3 separate regions of the Homo sapiens genome follow, and all the other regions are linked to region 1. A link is an interaction called in ENCODE POLR2A ChIA-PET data of the cell type or tissue named here. Cell type or tissue: HepG2. All regions are shown on one strand.

The links. ChIA-PET counts read pairs that join two places held together with the same protein. Peaks named below come from ENCODE experiments on the same cell type or tissue, not always from the same donor. Only the 100,000 strongest peaks of a DNase experiment are listed, where the experiment ranks them.
Region 2: POLR2A ChIA-PET joins it to region 1 with 5 read pairs; 2 of 35 experiments call an interaction of 5 or more read pairs at or near these places.
Region 3: POLR2A ChIA-PET joins it to region 1 with 5 read pairs; 1 of 35 experiments calls an interaction of 5 or more read pairs at or near these places.

What each region holds. Positions count from the first base shown.
Region 1 is chr16:8,738,737-8,743,736 of GRCh38, forward strand. All of the region lies in intron 2 of ABAT (4-aminobutyrate aminotransferase), which reads left to right. LOC107984840 (a long non-coding RNA gene) reads right to left here and starts at 3,394. Exons shown (of 4, transcript XR_007064977.1): 1 at 1,503-3,394; 2 at 1,068-1,182. In HepG2, no CTCF peak of the experiment used is centred here; a DNase peak (open chromatin) is centred at 2,275.
Region 2 is chr16:9,109,813-9,114,812 of GRCh38, forward strand. The region is part of intron 3 of HAPSTR1 (HUWE1 associated protein modifying stress responses); the gene reads left to right. Among named protein-coding and RNA genes, the nearest start is that of HAPSTR1, 21 kb to the left of the region's middle. In HepG2, no CTCF peak of the experiment used is centred here; a DNase peak (open chromatin) is centred at 2,849; H3K4me3 peaks cover 485 bases.
Region 3 is chr16:10,650,975-10,655,974 of GRCh38, forward strand. The region is part of intron 5 of TEKT5 (tektin 5); the gene reads right to left. Among named protein-coding and RNA genes, the nearest start is that of TEKT5, 41 kb to the right of the region's middle. In HepG2, no CTCF peak of the experiment used is centred here; DNase peaks (open chromatin) are centred at 1,947 and 2,251.

The sequences.
Region 1 (5,000 bases):
CGGATTCAAGTGATCCTCCTGCCTCAGCCTCCCAAGTAGCTGGGATTACAGGCACCTGCCACCATGCCCGGCTAATTTTTATATTTTTTGTAGAGACAGGGTTTTACCATGTTGGCCAGGCTAGTCTCCAACTCCTGACCTCAAGTGATCCACCCATCTTGGCCTCCCAAAGTGTTAGGATTACTGGCATGAGCCACTGCACCTGGCCAAGGTTTTGCTTTATTTATTTATTTATAAGAGAAGCATATTAATGTTTACCCATAATTATGCTAAACTAAATCAGAAAGATGTAGGTATGGAGGGTTCCAAGTCAGAAAGAGAGTCTGGCACAGATGATCCATTCATTCCATAACTAAGGCTGTTGGGCACCTACTGCATGCCAAGTGCTGTGCTGGGTATTAAGGATGTGGCAGTGAAGAAAGACATGTGGCTCTTGTGGAGCTCTAGCCTGGTGGCGCATGTGGCACCATCTTTAAAGGTCATTCTCCAGGACATCTGAGCTTTCCTAAGGAGACACCATGGGAAGAGCACTAGGTCAAGATTCATGTGATTGGATTGCTACCTTCACCACACATTAACCAAGTGAGCCTAACCGATATACCTTATCCAAGCCTCGGTTTTCTCATCAGGAAAACGGGTCTAATAATCATATCCTTCCTATTTCACAAATTTCTTGCATTAGAAGAAATGGTTCATATGGGCCAGGCACAGTGGCCCACACCTGTAATACCAACACTTTGGGAGGCTGAGGCGGGTGGATCACCTGAGGTCAGGAGTTCAGGACCAGCCTGGCCAACATGATGAAACCCCGTCTCTACTAAAAATACAAAAATTAGCTGCGCATGGTGGTGTGCACCTGTAATCCCAGCTACTTGGGAGGCTGAGGCAGGAGAATGGGTTAGAACCCAGGAGGCGGAGGTTATGGTTCATGTGAAAGCACTTTATTTGTATTTACAGTAAGGTGGGAAGTGTCCTAACTCCCATTTTACAAGCATGGAAATACAGGCACAATGCAAAAAACAAAAAAACAGAAAAAATAGAAATGGCTAAATCACAGAGTTTCTTACCTTTACCTCTTCTGCATTTTCTTGGCTGGAGCTGAATCTTTTTTGGCACATTTATGATTTAGAAAACCATATGGTGAGATTTTGTCTTCTCTTTTGACTTATTGATTTGGGATATCTAGTAAGCCAGAATATGGTTTTTTAAGAATACTAAAACACAGTGTTGGCAAAGATACAGGAATACGTGTACTCTCGTACACTGCTATTAGGCAAGTAGCAACCAGGGGAAGGATTAAAAAATGATAGGAATTACAGCTTACTTTTAACCCATTTAGCCCTCACCTCCACTCCTTAAGGTAAAGGAAACTTCAAGTCAGGGAAATTAAGTTGCCAGAGCCACAGAGCTGATGAGCGGCTGAGCCAGGCTTTTGAGCTAAGCCCAGTTGGCTCCAGGACCCGAGCCACTGTATTGATTATCTGCCGCCACGTAACACATACCTCCAGATTTAGCAGATTGGGATCCTATGTTTATTATCTCACAGTTTCTGCGGGTTGGGACTCCAGGGGTGACTTAGCCAGATCCTCTGGCTCAAGGTCTGTCATGAGGGTGTAATGGAGCTGTCAGCTGGGGCTGTGGTCTCATATGATGGCTCAACTTGGCGGTTGGACGATCTACTGGCAGTCCCACTTACGGGGTTGTGGCTGGATTCAGTTCCTTGGATGCTGTCAGCCAGAAGCCACTCTCAGTTCCTTGATACGTGGACCTCTTCACAGAGCCGCTTACAATGTGGCAACTGCTCCCTCAAAGCAAGAGAGGGTGCCAAAAATGGAAGCCTCAGCCTGCAGCCATACCCACAGCATTTTCCTGCTTCTCCATGGTGTCTCCACCAGGTCCCTGTGAGGCCATTAAAGTGACGATAGTTAACGATCTGACATGGTGTTCCCAATGGCATCATTTTATGCCTCCCCAAAATTAATAATCTTATGTTGGTAAATAGAATACAGAGAGTGGGAGACCACATCAAAATTGTTATTGCTGGGTAGAAAATTAAATGTGTTTTCTTTTTTCCATGTTGCTTATTGGTATCTTCCTCAATAAACATTTTATCACAAAATAAGTGGGGTGGACAGTTGCAGGAGCAGATAAAAAAAATTTTTTAACAGAAAAGCAGAGCAAACAACTCCAGTTGGACTTGACCTTCGTTCTGGCCAGGCTCATGTACAGAGCTTTGGCTGTTTGGGAACACGACATTCGTTTATCACTCTCGGTCTAAAGATCAAGAGAACATTAACAATGTTTGCTAGCTACTGTGTAGTTTGGAGCTAAAAATAGACTCTGGCTTGGCATGGCCATTGAGGGCTGTGAGCCCCAGAGGGCCAGGCTGGATGGACCATTCACATATTGTGTCTGGTCTTGTGTGTCAATAACATACTCTTGCCTTCTGGATGTGTTATTTTATTCAAGAATGAAAATGCTTGATCATTCAGTATTAATTCAAACCGGTTTTTTGCATCTTTGTGATCATGATCAAAATTTGCCTTTAGGAGAAGTGTGTTGTTTTGCTGCAAATGTTTCATTCAAAGGCTAGCACTCGATGAAATCAAAGATAGCCTCAGTTCCATTCATAGCTTCTAGGAAACAGGTCAGATGGGCAAATTTCCTGCTAACCACTTGCTAGCTGTGTGATCTTGGGCAAATTAATTAACCTCTCTGAGCCTCAGCGTCTTCTTCTGTAATGTAAGAATAATAACATTTACCTCATAGGAGTTTGTGAGAATTAAATGAGATAAGCCATGTAAATTGCTCCAGATGATTCCTGGTTGTTACCCTAAGTGCTCAGTACACACTTGAATCTGCTTCTGTGTCTTCATAGATGAGATCCAAGAGAAGGTTTACTTGTCCCTTCAATTTTTGTTCTGTTCTCTTGTGGTGTATTGTTATATGTCATCATTAAGAGAATATTCATTGTAATAGTATTTGGTTATTTTCCTTTTTTAAAAATGCCAACATTGAGATATAGAAGGAAAAGCAGAAGTATTGGGATTGCAAGAACCTGGGTTCCAATGCTGACTCTTCAACTCACTAGCTGTGTGACATCGGGAAAGTCACTTAACATCTCTGATCCTCAACTGTAAACTGTGAACAACAATACTATCTATATGGTTGTATTTAATTGTGGATTACTTAAAATAGATGGAAGTTTGCCTAAATAGGGCCAGCCTAGCATTTTAGTAAAGACTGAATATGTGTTAATTTCCCCATTCCCCCCCTTTCTGATAGCGCAGTTGCAAACAAACTTATGGAAAACATGATAGGAGCTGATACAGTTCTCGGAACAGACCCATCTGCCTTGGACCTGTCCTCAGCATTCCTGGCTTGTGCCCCATAGCGCCCAGTTAGCCAGTTCTCACCCTTTCTTCACCACCTCTCCCAGCTCCTGTTTCCCCATGGCCTTGACATGCTCATTATCGCAGTTCCACTTGATCCCACGCTCTCCAGTCATTTCTCTCTGGATCCATTCAGCCGCAGCTCCCCCTGTGTACTGCTCCCATTCCCAGTATTTCCACACTCCGGTTCCCAAGAAATCTGATTGCTACAATGCAATGTCAAGACACTTTCTGGAGAAAAGAAAGGAGGACGCGTGTGTCCTCATTTAAGAACAGCTTGCTAATTTCTGATTTTTCATTTTCCCCCTTTGCTGGAAACAAAGCAAGATCTGCACTGGTGAAGAGCTATTTTTATCAAAATATGCGTCCCTGAAGATCTAGTTGGAATCAATGCTGTCCAGTTATCCTGAGTTCTGGCAAAGGAAAAGATAAATAGTTTAGTGTAAAAAACTAGGGCCGGGTACGGTGGCTTATGCCTGTAATCCCAGCACTTTGGGGGGCCAAGGCGGGTGGATTGCCTGAGCTCAGGAGTTCCAGACCATCCTGGGAAACATGGCAAAACCCCTTCTCTGCCAAAAATGCAAAAAATTAGCCGGGCATGGTGACGCATGCCTGTGATCCCAGCTACTCAGGGGGCTAAGGTGAGAGGATTGCTTGAAACCGGGATGCAGAGGTTGCAATGAGCTGAGATCGCACCACTGCATTCCGGCTTGGGCGACAGAGTGAGACCCTGTCTCAAAAAAAAAAAAAAAAAAAAAGTAGCCGGGCGCAGTGTTGTGTGCCTGTAGTCCTAGCTACGTGGGAGGCTGAGGCAGGAGGATCACTTGAGCCCAGGAGTTCAACGCCAGGCTGGGCAACATAGCGAGACCTCATTTCTTTAAAAAAAAAAAAAAAAAAAAGTCATCGATATGTTCTAGGACCTTTAGCTCTCTTCTAATGGAATACTTTTAGGAATTCCCTTTTTCAGATCAAAGAGAAGAAAATAAAAGCTGTTTTTCTTCATCCTTATATAAGTATAGTGCTGTATTTTAACGGTACTTTATGTTCAAAAGACAGCATGATGTTACATAATTAATTCAGAAACCTTCTTTGATAACCAAAGCAATTATGGAAAATTAAGAGTGATTTTAAATATGTTTCAAAATCTCATAGCTTTGTATAGTTCGACAAGCTATCTGCATGTGTGTCTCTGTGTGTGTGTGTGTGTGTGTGTGTGTGTGTGTGTCACGGGAGATCTTGGCACATTTCTTAACTTCTCTGAGCTTTAGAGTCCCCTCTTGTGTAATGGAAACAGTTATATATATATATATATATATACACACATTTTATAATATATTATATAATATATATTTTAGTTATAATGTATTATATAATATATATTTTAGTTATAGTATATAATATGTATTTTAGTTATAATATATTATGTAATATATACTTTAGTTTTAATATATAATATATTTTAGTTGTAATATATAATATATATTTTAGTTATATGATATATATTTTAGTTATAATATATAATATATATTTTAGTTATAATATGTTATATATTTTAGTTATAATATATATTTTAGTTATATATGTAGTTATATAATATATATTTTTGTT
Region 2 (5,000 bases), 370 kb after region 1:
TTGTGAGTTACAAGACAGCAGCAGCTCCTTAGTGTTGATTGCCGAGGCCTTTTTGGTTTGAAAACTCTGCTTCCTTTGTGAATTTGGTGTTAGGAGTTCTTATTGTTATTCTGCAGCCTTTACTATTGTCCTTTATTTACTGAACACAGTGAATACCAAGCACTGTTTATTAGAGGTTAGGAGTAGGGGCAGGTGATTAAAAAAACAAAAAAGCTAATAATCTCCTCAAGCAATTTCTGGCCTAATAGAATTATAGTAGACAGTGAAGTATCTAAACCCAGGGAATCAGATTGAGGCACCATGTCCATCGCCTTGAGAATTAATAGGCTGCATTTCTGGGTTCTCCTTTTTTTTTTTTTTTTTGCCCAACTGAGTCTTTCTGTGGACTTACATGGAACTTCTTATTCTCTTAAATCATTAAGTTACTTGACAATATTCTTGGATTTGGAGAAACTGGATGTAGGGCCGTATGAAAAAATCATTCGAAATCAGATTTAGGGGTATAAGGTTGGATAGGAATGTTTTAGAAAGAAGAATGTAAGGCAGATAACTAATTTGTCACATCCAAAGTATAAAACTGCTACTTTTTCCCTAGAAAAGGGAAGCTCATTTTAGGCAGCCTAAACCAGTAAGATTTTCTTCCTCCTCCAAGTGCAGATTTTTGTACCTTTCGTTTGTCAAAACATTCTTTGGCCCTATGCATGCCAGAGTGATATAGAAAGGAAGTTACCACATTTTTTTGAGAACAAATCACTCCTGATAAAATTTCTTAGACAATTGATAATCATTTTAAGAAGAAATTTAATTGTATTTAGCTCTGTGTCTCGCCCCTTTGGTGTCACTCTTCTACCTCTTCCATCACTATAGCTAAATATTTAGAAGTATATCTTGACACCTAGCACAAATGTTTTGGTTAAGTATCTTAAAACTGATGGATGGTATGGCTGGGGCAGCATGGCTCACGCCTGTAATCCCAGCACTTTGGGAGGCCAAGGCGGGTGAATCACCTGAGGTCAGGAGTTTGAGACCGGCCTGACCAACTTGGAGAAACCCCGTCTCTACTAAAAATACAAAAATTAGTCAGGGGTGGTGGCGCATGCCTGTAATCCTGTCTACTCAGGAGGCTGAGGCAGGAGAATTGCCTGAACCCGGGAGGCAGAGGTTGCAGTGAGCTGAGATCGTGCCATTGCACTCCAGCCTGGGCAACAAGAGCAAAACTCAGTCTCAAAAAACAAAACAAAAACCTGTTGGTATAGTACGAAAGAAACGTCTTGCAGTTTTCTGTTGCAGAGAATTAATTAGAACCAACCTGTTGGATTATACACATTCACCTTTCAGAATCCTTTCTTCTCTGTGGAAACCCACACTCTCAGCAGTGTGTGGGAACACAGTAGATTCTTAAGGAATGCTTGTTGAATGTTGCAGTCTGCATCTTCTTGAAGTAACAGAACTGTTGGTAGCTGTTTAAAAGTAAAATGTGTCTAAAGACCTTTTGGAAATTAAGATGTAAGAGATTAATGCACCAAAGCAGTCTCTTAATTACTTAAAATGAATTATTTCAAAGAATCTTTAATTGAATTTTCTGTGAAGTCTGGAATTTGTAAATTATGTCCCTTTGTTCAAACCAGCCCCTGAAAAGAACAATTAAGGCAATTAAGATAGCATTAAAGTTTTCAATGAAGTTGGCATTTTCTGTGTATTAAGATTAGATGTTAGCTGCTGAAGTTTGTGGAGGTCGGACATAAAGCTTCCAACATCAGTAATGCAAAATTGTCTTGAACCTGCGATAAAATTTTGTTGGACTTTTTTTTCATTGCAGTGAAAAGGGCCATGTAGCATGCCTCAAAGCCAGGTTACTCAGCCTAGTCCTTGTTTAAGCAGTTTTGATATTCATTCAAGTTCAATTTTCTCACTGATTTTATGATTAATTTCTTGGAAAATTTGAAAGTTTTCAAGAAGTAAAAAATTAATATCTTGTTATCCCAGTATATAGAGATTAACTTCAGTTCAATGTTTGGTGCATTTTCTTCTAGTCTTTTTTTCAATGTATAAATATTAAAGTTATTTCATAGTTGAGATCATACTGCATATATGATTACTGTATCTTGCTTTTTTCATTTTAACGTCGTGAGCAATTTTCCCATGACATTACAAACTGTCTTTGAAAAATGGAAAACATTTGGGGCTGTCAGCATAACTGAAAATGTTTTCTTGGTGTGACACATGTATCTTTGTAATTGGTTTGATTTAGTGTGCTTTATTTCAATAAAAATTCAGTATTATAATTTACAGATTGGGGTGGGGAGTGGTATCTACTTCAAATTACTGAAATCTTCCTAGTAGAATTCCTTTTTAAATGTTTGAACTCCCCTGGTACATCTTAAACACGACATTGACACTGCAAGTGCTTGGATGTCCTGGCACCTCAGAACACAACTTTGTGCAAAAGGAGTGCTGTGCATCTGAATAGTGCAATTCATTTCCAATGCAAGAATGCCAGTTTCTTAGGGCCCCCGGTCAGGATATTACCCACTTGGTTTAAGTTGTGATTTCAAATCCCATTTTCTATGGGAGATACACTGGTGGAACAAATCTGCAGAGGGCCCTGCACCTGCGCTGGTGGATCAACGGTGTCTTCTCACCTCCAGGGCTAGCTGCCTTGCCTTCCCTCGTGGGGCTTAAGTGGCTGGGAAGCAGATAGACAGTGTAGATGAAGTCCTGGGCCACTGGCTGCTGGACTGAGGCAGTGAGATGACTGGGCTGGCATTTGTTCTTTCTCTGCCTGTGTGTGACCTCTAACTATGTGCCTGGAAACTGAATTACATGTAATTAATGCTGCAAACAGGATTTTCTTATTGCCTAAGCATGAACTTGGTATGAAAATAATAGTTAATAATTTACTATGTAACTTGGATTCTTATAACCTGGACTGTAAGTTTGTTTTAGCTCCAGTGGGAGTTTCCTTTTCAAAGTATGATGAAACCATCCTCATCTTTTCTACCCCTGGACTAATCATTTAAAATGGATACAGACACTTTAAAACTGCTGAGTTTATCTTGTGTTAAGCAATTAAGACTTCTCTGTCTAATCATGCTACTTGTTCTGCTTTTGTCAATTGATACTCTCATAGCCCTTTTGAAAAAGTATGTTTTTGTAGAAATTAAGTTGTATGCCCTCAGGACGTACAACTTGGTTTTTTTTTTTTGTTTTTTTTGTTTTTTTTTGTTTTTTTTTTAGTTCTGAAGCATGTTTAGATTTTTCTGTACTTGTATAGGTCTGATTGTTTATGTGGCTTAGCTAAGGTTTCCTAAAGCATCTTCTAGTAGCTGTCATTGGTTTGTAAAATAAAATTTGGGCTGTCAAAATGCACATTTTTTGGTTGTTAATCTTAATTATTTTTGACCCTTGTGAAAAGTCTTTTTGGGGAAGATTAGGTAGGCAGACTTTGAAAATATTTTCACTGCTATGAGAGTCAGTCATAGATCATATTGCACATTAAAGTTATCAAGATAAACACCCAGGTCATACACCCAGTAGAAAAAGATGATTTCCCAGAAGCTGTTAGAATTTTCAGATTGACCAAATTGATGTTTAACACATCTTCTTTTTCATGGAGAATGGCAGCTGAAACAATAAGGAACATTTGCTTGAAATCCCTAGTCCACTTCTGATACAGTGTTTTGAGCCTTCCATATTTGTTGTTAGGTATTAAACGTGCTGCCATGAGACTCCTATGTTAACAAGGGCATTAGGGTGGGGTTTGTTGAATTCTTTTTATAATTTGAAATGATAAAGGGGATCTTGATTTTAATTATTGAAGTAGCCCAGTTTATTGCTGAACGTGCCCATATTTTGCCATAATAATTACCTTTTGGATTATGAAACAAGTACGAAAGGTTATCTTTGAAGAACATGGGCACCTTGTAATATGTTACAGGCTGAGACACTAGGATGAAAGAAGGCACATCTCTCCCCTCAAGTTTAGTCTTGCGGTAGAACTTTAAAAAAAAGCCAACAATGGGGATAATTGAGTTTTAAACTTGATGGCAATGATTTAAGTGAAGAGAACACCTGGGTTTATTTTCTGGTGTTGGAGAGGTGAATAAACATCAACAGTTGAACCTTTGATTTCAGTGGATTTCAACATGAGGGGGTAGGACTTTGAAGTATTATTCTTTTTCAGAATTCGTAAGTGCCAGGCACTGTGCTTAGGTCATTAGATGGAGATGAAAAGATATTTTCTATAGGAAGAGACGGTTGATTGTACCATGCTGTAGAAAGATAGCTCAAGATTTTTTTTTGGTTTATTTTGTTTTTTAAAAGTAAGCTTGTGCCGGTTGGGGAAGAGGAAGTGAAGTTCCTTTTTGATGGTGTTGAGTTTGAGATGTCCAGTAGGCAGTTAGAAATCTGGGAGGGCCGTTGAGCTCATTAGTCTAGTTTTGGGAAACGTGTGTGGGTAAGGTAGGGGTTGAGGATATCACCCAGGGTGACACCAGCCTTTCAGGGGCAGAAGGGAACCCCACCAAGGCGACTGAGGAGTGAGCGGAGAGTTTCAATTTCAAGGAGGGGGAAAGAGGAGCCAGCAGGAAACTAAAATGGAGAGGTAGGAGAACCAGGGAAGGAGCCTCATAAGGGAGGTGCTGGGGAACAGGTGGGCTCACTCAGGGAGTGAATGTTGGGAGAGACAGACATTTGCAAATGTTGGAAGAGACAGATAGTTGCAGGCCTCACTATTTCAGAGAGCTGCAAATTGCATGATGTTGGTAGTCGGGATACGGTCTAAGGGTGAAGTGAAGAGAGCAGGAAGGGAAGAGAGAGAAACTGTTCAAAGAGATGAGGCCTAAGAGGCAGGCTGGCCCTAGGACCAACCTGAAGCCACCTTTTTGCTAAAATACTCTAGGCTTGGAAGAGGATCAGAATAACTGAATAGGAATATAGATTACACTTGGGTGGGAGTGCCAGCTCTTGTTTACTACCTGTTGACCTTGGATGAATTAACT
Region 3 (5,000 bases), 1.9 Mb after region 1:
GTTTGAGGAATGGGACTCCCAATGCCAGAGAGGCAGACGGCTGCATGGGCTGGCCAGGGGCAGGGGCTGGAGACAGAGCAGCCTGAAGCTTCATGCTGAGGAGGAAGCCCAGGGGACCGTCATCCTGAGCAGGAGGGACAGTTTAGTGACATGGTCTTTCTGCAGGGCAACCCAATGCAACAAGATCAAATCAGGGAGCTGCCGATTCACCTGGGATGCACCTCCCCAGGTATCCACATGCCTCATTCTCTCACCTCCTTCAGGCTAGGGCTAAAAAGCCAAGAAGGCCTTCCCTGACCATCCCAGTTTAAACTGCAGCCCTAACCAGCCAGCACCCCCAATCGCCTGCTTCTCTGCTTCATTTTCTCTCTAGCCCTTATCCCTGGCATACTGTATGTTTTACTCATTAATTTTGTTGTTAATTCCCCTAACTCAAAAGCAAGCTTTTCCTTTGGGAGGGGTTTTGGTCTGTTTTGCTCCCTTCTGAATTCCCAGTGCCTACACAGGATCAATGTCTGGAGCATAGTAAATAATAATGATGATGATAATAATAATATGTAACACTTAGCATACTGCTATTGTGTGCCAGGCACTTTTCCAAGGGCTTTGCATATATTAGTCAATTAGTGGGTGCTCAGCAAACACTGGCTCCCTGGATGGATAAATATACACCATGGAGTGTGCGTTAAAGACAAGGGTACACAGCCGGGTGTGGTGGCTCTCACCTGTAATCCCAGCACTTTGGGAGGCCGAGGTGGGAGGATCACCTGAGATCAGGGGTTCGAGACCAGCCTGACAAACATGGCGAAACCCCGTCTCTACTAAAAATACAAAAAAATTAGCCAGGTGTGGTGGCAGGTGCCTGTAATCCAAGCTACTTGAGAGGCTGAGGCAGAAGAATCACTTGAACCCGGGAGGCAGAGGTTGCAGTGAGCCAAGATGGCACTACTGCACTCCAGCCTGGGCAACAGAGCAAGACTCCATCTCAAAAAAATAAAAAAGACAAGAGGATAAGCATTGGCACCAGACTATCTAAATCCCAGCTCGAGCACATCCAAGCTGGGGGGCCTTGGGCCAATGTCCTATCCTCTCTGAGCCGTTCCACTACAGCAGGGATCATAATCATTCCTAGTCCATGGGCTGGAGGTGAGGTTTAGTGAGACAATCCAGCAATGCGATTAGCACAGGGTCTGGGAGACAGAACTCTCGAAAACCTTAGCAAGTATGGAACCCCTTCACTGCCTCGGCACACAGAGCTGGCAGACGCAGACACCCTTCTGGTCACAGAGCAAAGGTGGCATGCCCAGCTCTTCCCACAGTTCATGCTTTTCTCCCACACACTCTGAAAAATGCCAAAGGAAAGTCCTGCCCTCCCACTCTCTCCAGGCCAGGTAGAACTATCCCTTATATACTCAGGCAAAAACACACACACACACCCTCCAGGCCAGGTACAGCAATCCCTTATATACACAGGCAAACACACACACACACACACACACACACACACACACACACACACACCCTCCAGGCCAGGTAGAGCGATCCCTTATATACACAGGCAGACATACACACACACACACACACACCCCCTCCAGGCCAGGTAGAATGATCCCTTATATACACAGGCAGACACACACACACACACACACACACACACACACACACACCCTCCAGGCCAAGTAGAGCGATCCCTTATATACACAGGCAGACACACACACACACACACACACACACACACACACACACACACCCTCCAGGCCAGGTAGAGTGATCCCTTATATACACAGGCAAACACACACACACACACACACACACACACACCCTCCAGGCCAGGTAGAACGATCCCTTATATACACAGGCAGACACACACACACACACACACACACACACACACACCCTCCAGGTCAGGTAGAGCGATCCCTTATATACACAGGCAGAGACACACACACACACCCTCCCTCTCCAGGTCAGGTAGAACAATCTCTTATATACACAGGCAGAGACGCACACATGCACAGAGCTGGCATCTCTCTGCCCATCCCCCAAGCTCTGAGGGGCTTCCCCAGAGTCCCCACTGCAGGTCCCCTCCCCAGGGATGTTAACCTTCCTGTTCCCATGAAGTTGGAGGAATCTGGGGAAAAGAGGCTTCTGGGGCACAGCCTGGCATATCCTAGTGGCTGGGCAAGGCTGCTGGGGATTGGCTCAGGGGGTCACCCCATGGGAGGAGTCCTGGCATCCTGGGTCTGGCAGCCAGCCCTGCCTTCCCCGCCCAGCCCTGCCTGGGAGCTGGAACTCTGGTGGGAAGAGGGTGGTGGCGTAGACGGCTCACCTCACTCCCTTTCCCGCCCAAACTCTGTGCTTTGCATACAGTAGGCTGCCTGCCAGTGGAGATGAGGCAAGACTGGGGAGCAGGAGTCCTAAGCCTCCCATGTGCTGTACACCTGGGGACAGGTTACTTCACCTTCCTGAGCCTCTCTACAGTTGCACAGATGTAGGTTCAATTCCACTTCCTGCTGTGTGACCTTGCATGGATCACAACCTCTCTGTGCCTCATGCAATATGCATTCAACATCGATTGAGCCCTTTCTAGCTGCCAGACACTGTGTAGGACACTTGTTCTTTTGTCTGTAAAAACAGGCTTAATAATAACTTGCCCGGCCAGGTGTGGTGGCCTACGCTTGTAATCCAAACACTTTGGGAGGCCAAGGTGGGGAGATCACCTGAGGTTAGGAGTTCGAGACCAGCCTGGCCAACATGGTGAAACCCCGTCTCTACTAAAAACACAAAAATTAGCCAGGTATGGTGGCAGGAGCCTGTAATCTCAGCTATTTGGGAGGCTGAGGCAGGAGAGTCACTTGAACCTGGGAGGCAAAATTTGCAGTGAGCCGAGACCGAGCCATTGCACTCCAGCCTGGGCAATAAGAGTGAAACTCTGTCTCAAAACAAAAACAAAAACAAAAACAAAAGAAAAACACTTGCCCACAAGGTTACTGGGGGAACTAAGTAAAATTGTGTGTGTGTGAACGTGTGTGTGTGTGTGCATGTGTGTGTGTGTGCACATGTGTGTGTGTGGTGGCTGTTCTATCATTTTTTTGAGAGAGGTTCTCACACTGTTGTCCAGGATGAACTGCAGCGGCACTATTATGGCTCACTGCAGCCTCAACATCCCAGGCTCAAGGGATCCTCCCACTTCAGACTCCCGAGTTGCTGGAACTACAGGCACATGCTACCACATCCAGCTAATTTTTGTGTTTTTCACAGAGATGAGGTTTTCCCGCGTTGGCCAGGCTGATCTCAAACTCCTGGGCTCAAGCAATCCATCCACCTCAGCCTCCCAAAGTGCTGGGATTACAGATGTGAGCCACTGCACCCAGCCAGTGGTTAATTTTATATGTCAATTTGACTGGCTTGACTGGGTTAATTGTATATGTTAACTTAAAGGGACAGCCAGATAGCTGGTAAACCATTATTTTGAGGTGTGTCTGTGAAGGTGTTTCTGGAAGAAACTAACGTTTGAATTGATGAACTCTGCGGTCATGTCCAACGTAGGCAGGCATCACCCAACCCACTGAGGGTCCGAACAGAACAAAAAGGCAGAGGAAGGGTGAATTCGCTCTCTCTGCTTTAGCTGGGACATCCATCTTCTCCTACCCTTGGACATCAGAGTTGCTGGTTCAGACTCAGACGGAAGCTTACAGCCTCAGCCCCTGACTCTTAGACCTTAGGACTGGAACTCAATTACACCACCAGGTTTCCTGGGTCTCCAGCATGCAGACCACAGGTTGTGGGACTTCTCAGCCTCCATAACCTCACAAGCCAATTCCTACAACAAATCTCCTCTCAGATACATTTCTATATATCGTATTGCTTCTGTTTCTCTGGAGACCCTTAAAACAGTGTGTAAATTGCTTATTCCAGTGTCTGCCACCATGCCATGGACTGTCCTGTCTCCCCCCCCTCCCCTCCCCCACCCCCCCCCCCCAGTCTGTGACGAGATTTTTCACTTGGGATCATTGATTTTTTTGTTTTTTAATGTAAGACAATAGGAAATTCAGATTTGCTTGAAAGAATTTGTCTTTGCAGGCAACTTAAATTCTGTAAGGCAGGAAGAGAGACTTATTGCTGGAGAAAAAACTGCCTTTCCTAAAAAAACAATTGAGGACTACATTTATCCTTCAAGAACTGTTGTCTCTTTTACATACACACACATGCTGAACGGGTAACTCAAAAGCCCAATTACATAAACAATGTTGCCTTTACAAACAGCCTCCAACCATATTTACACGTTCTTATCGCTCCCAGTCTAAACGGAGGGAGTGTAGTCCATTAGGAAAAGTAGGACTTCAGAACCCACCGGAACTCCTGGTTCCAATCCCAGTTCCACTACTTACCCCCTATTCAACCTTGTAAAAATTACCTGATCTGTCTAAACCTCAGTATTTTTTTAAAATTATGAAATAATATTTTTAAGGCCTGCCATATAGGATTATTGTGAGGGTTATGTAAGATTATGTATGTTTATATGTTTGTGGCATTGTGGCTAGTTGACACATAGAAAGGGCAATATTAATACCCACTTCCTCTTAACCTGTGGAACACTATAAAAGACTACATTTTCCAGGCTCCCTTGTAGCTCCAGGCCATGTGACTAATTCTAGCCAGTGGAAAGGAATCAAAATGTTGTTTGGGACTCTTGGGAAGTCTCTTTTAAAAGGGGGTGGTTGTACCCTTCTCTTTCTCAGGTATCTTCCTGCTAGCTCAAACTTAAGATGTGATGGTGGAGCTCCAGCAGCCTCCTTGGACCATGAGGTCTAAGTGTGAAAAATAAATGCTTGGATGGTGAAGCAGAAAAATAGCAGCCTGGGCATCTGATGATACCATGAAGCCATCTTGCAACCCAAGATTTATTTTATGTGAGAGGAAAGTAGACTTCTAACTTACTTAAACTGGTGTTATTTGGGGTCTTCTATTACATGTGGCTGAACCTAATCCCAAATGAG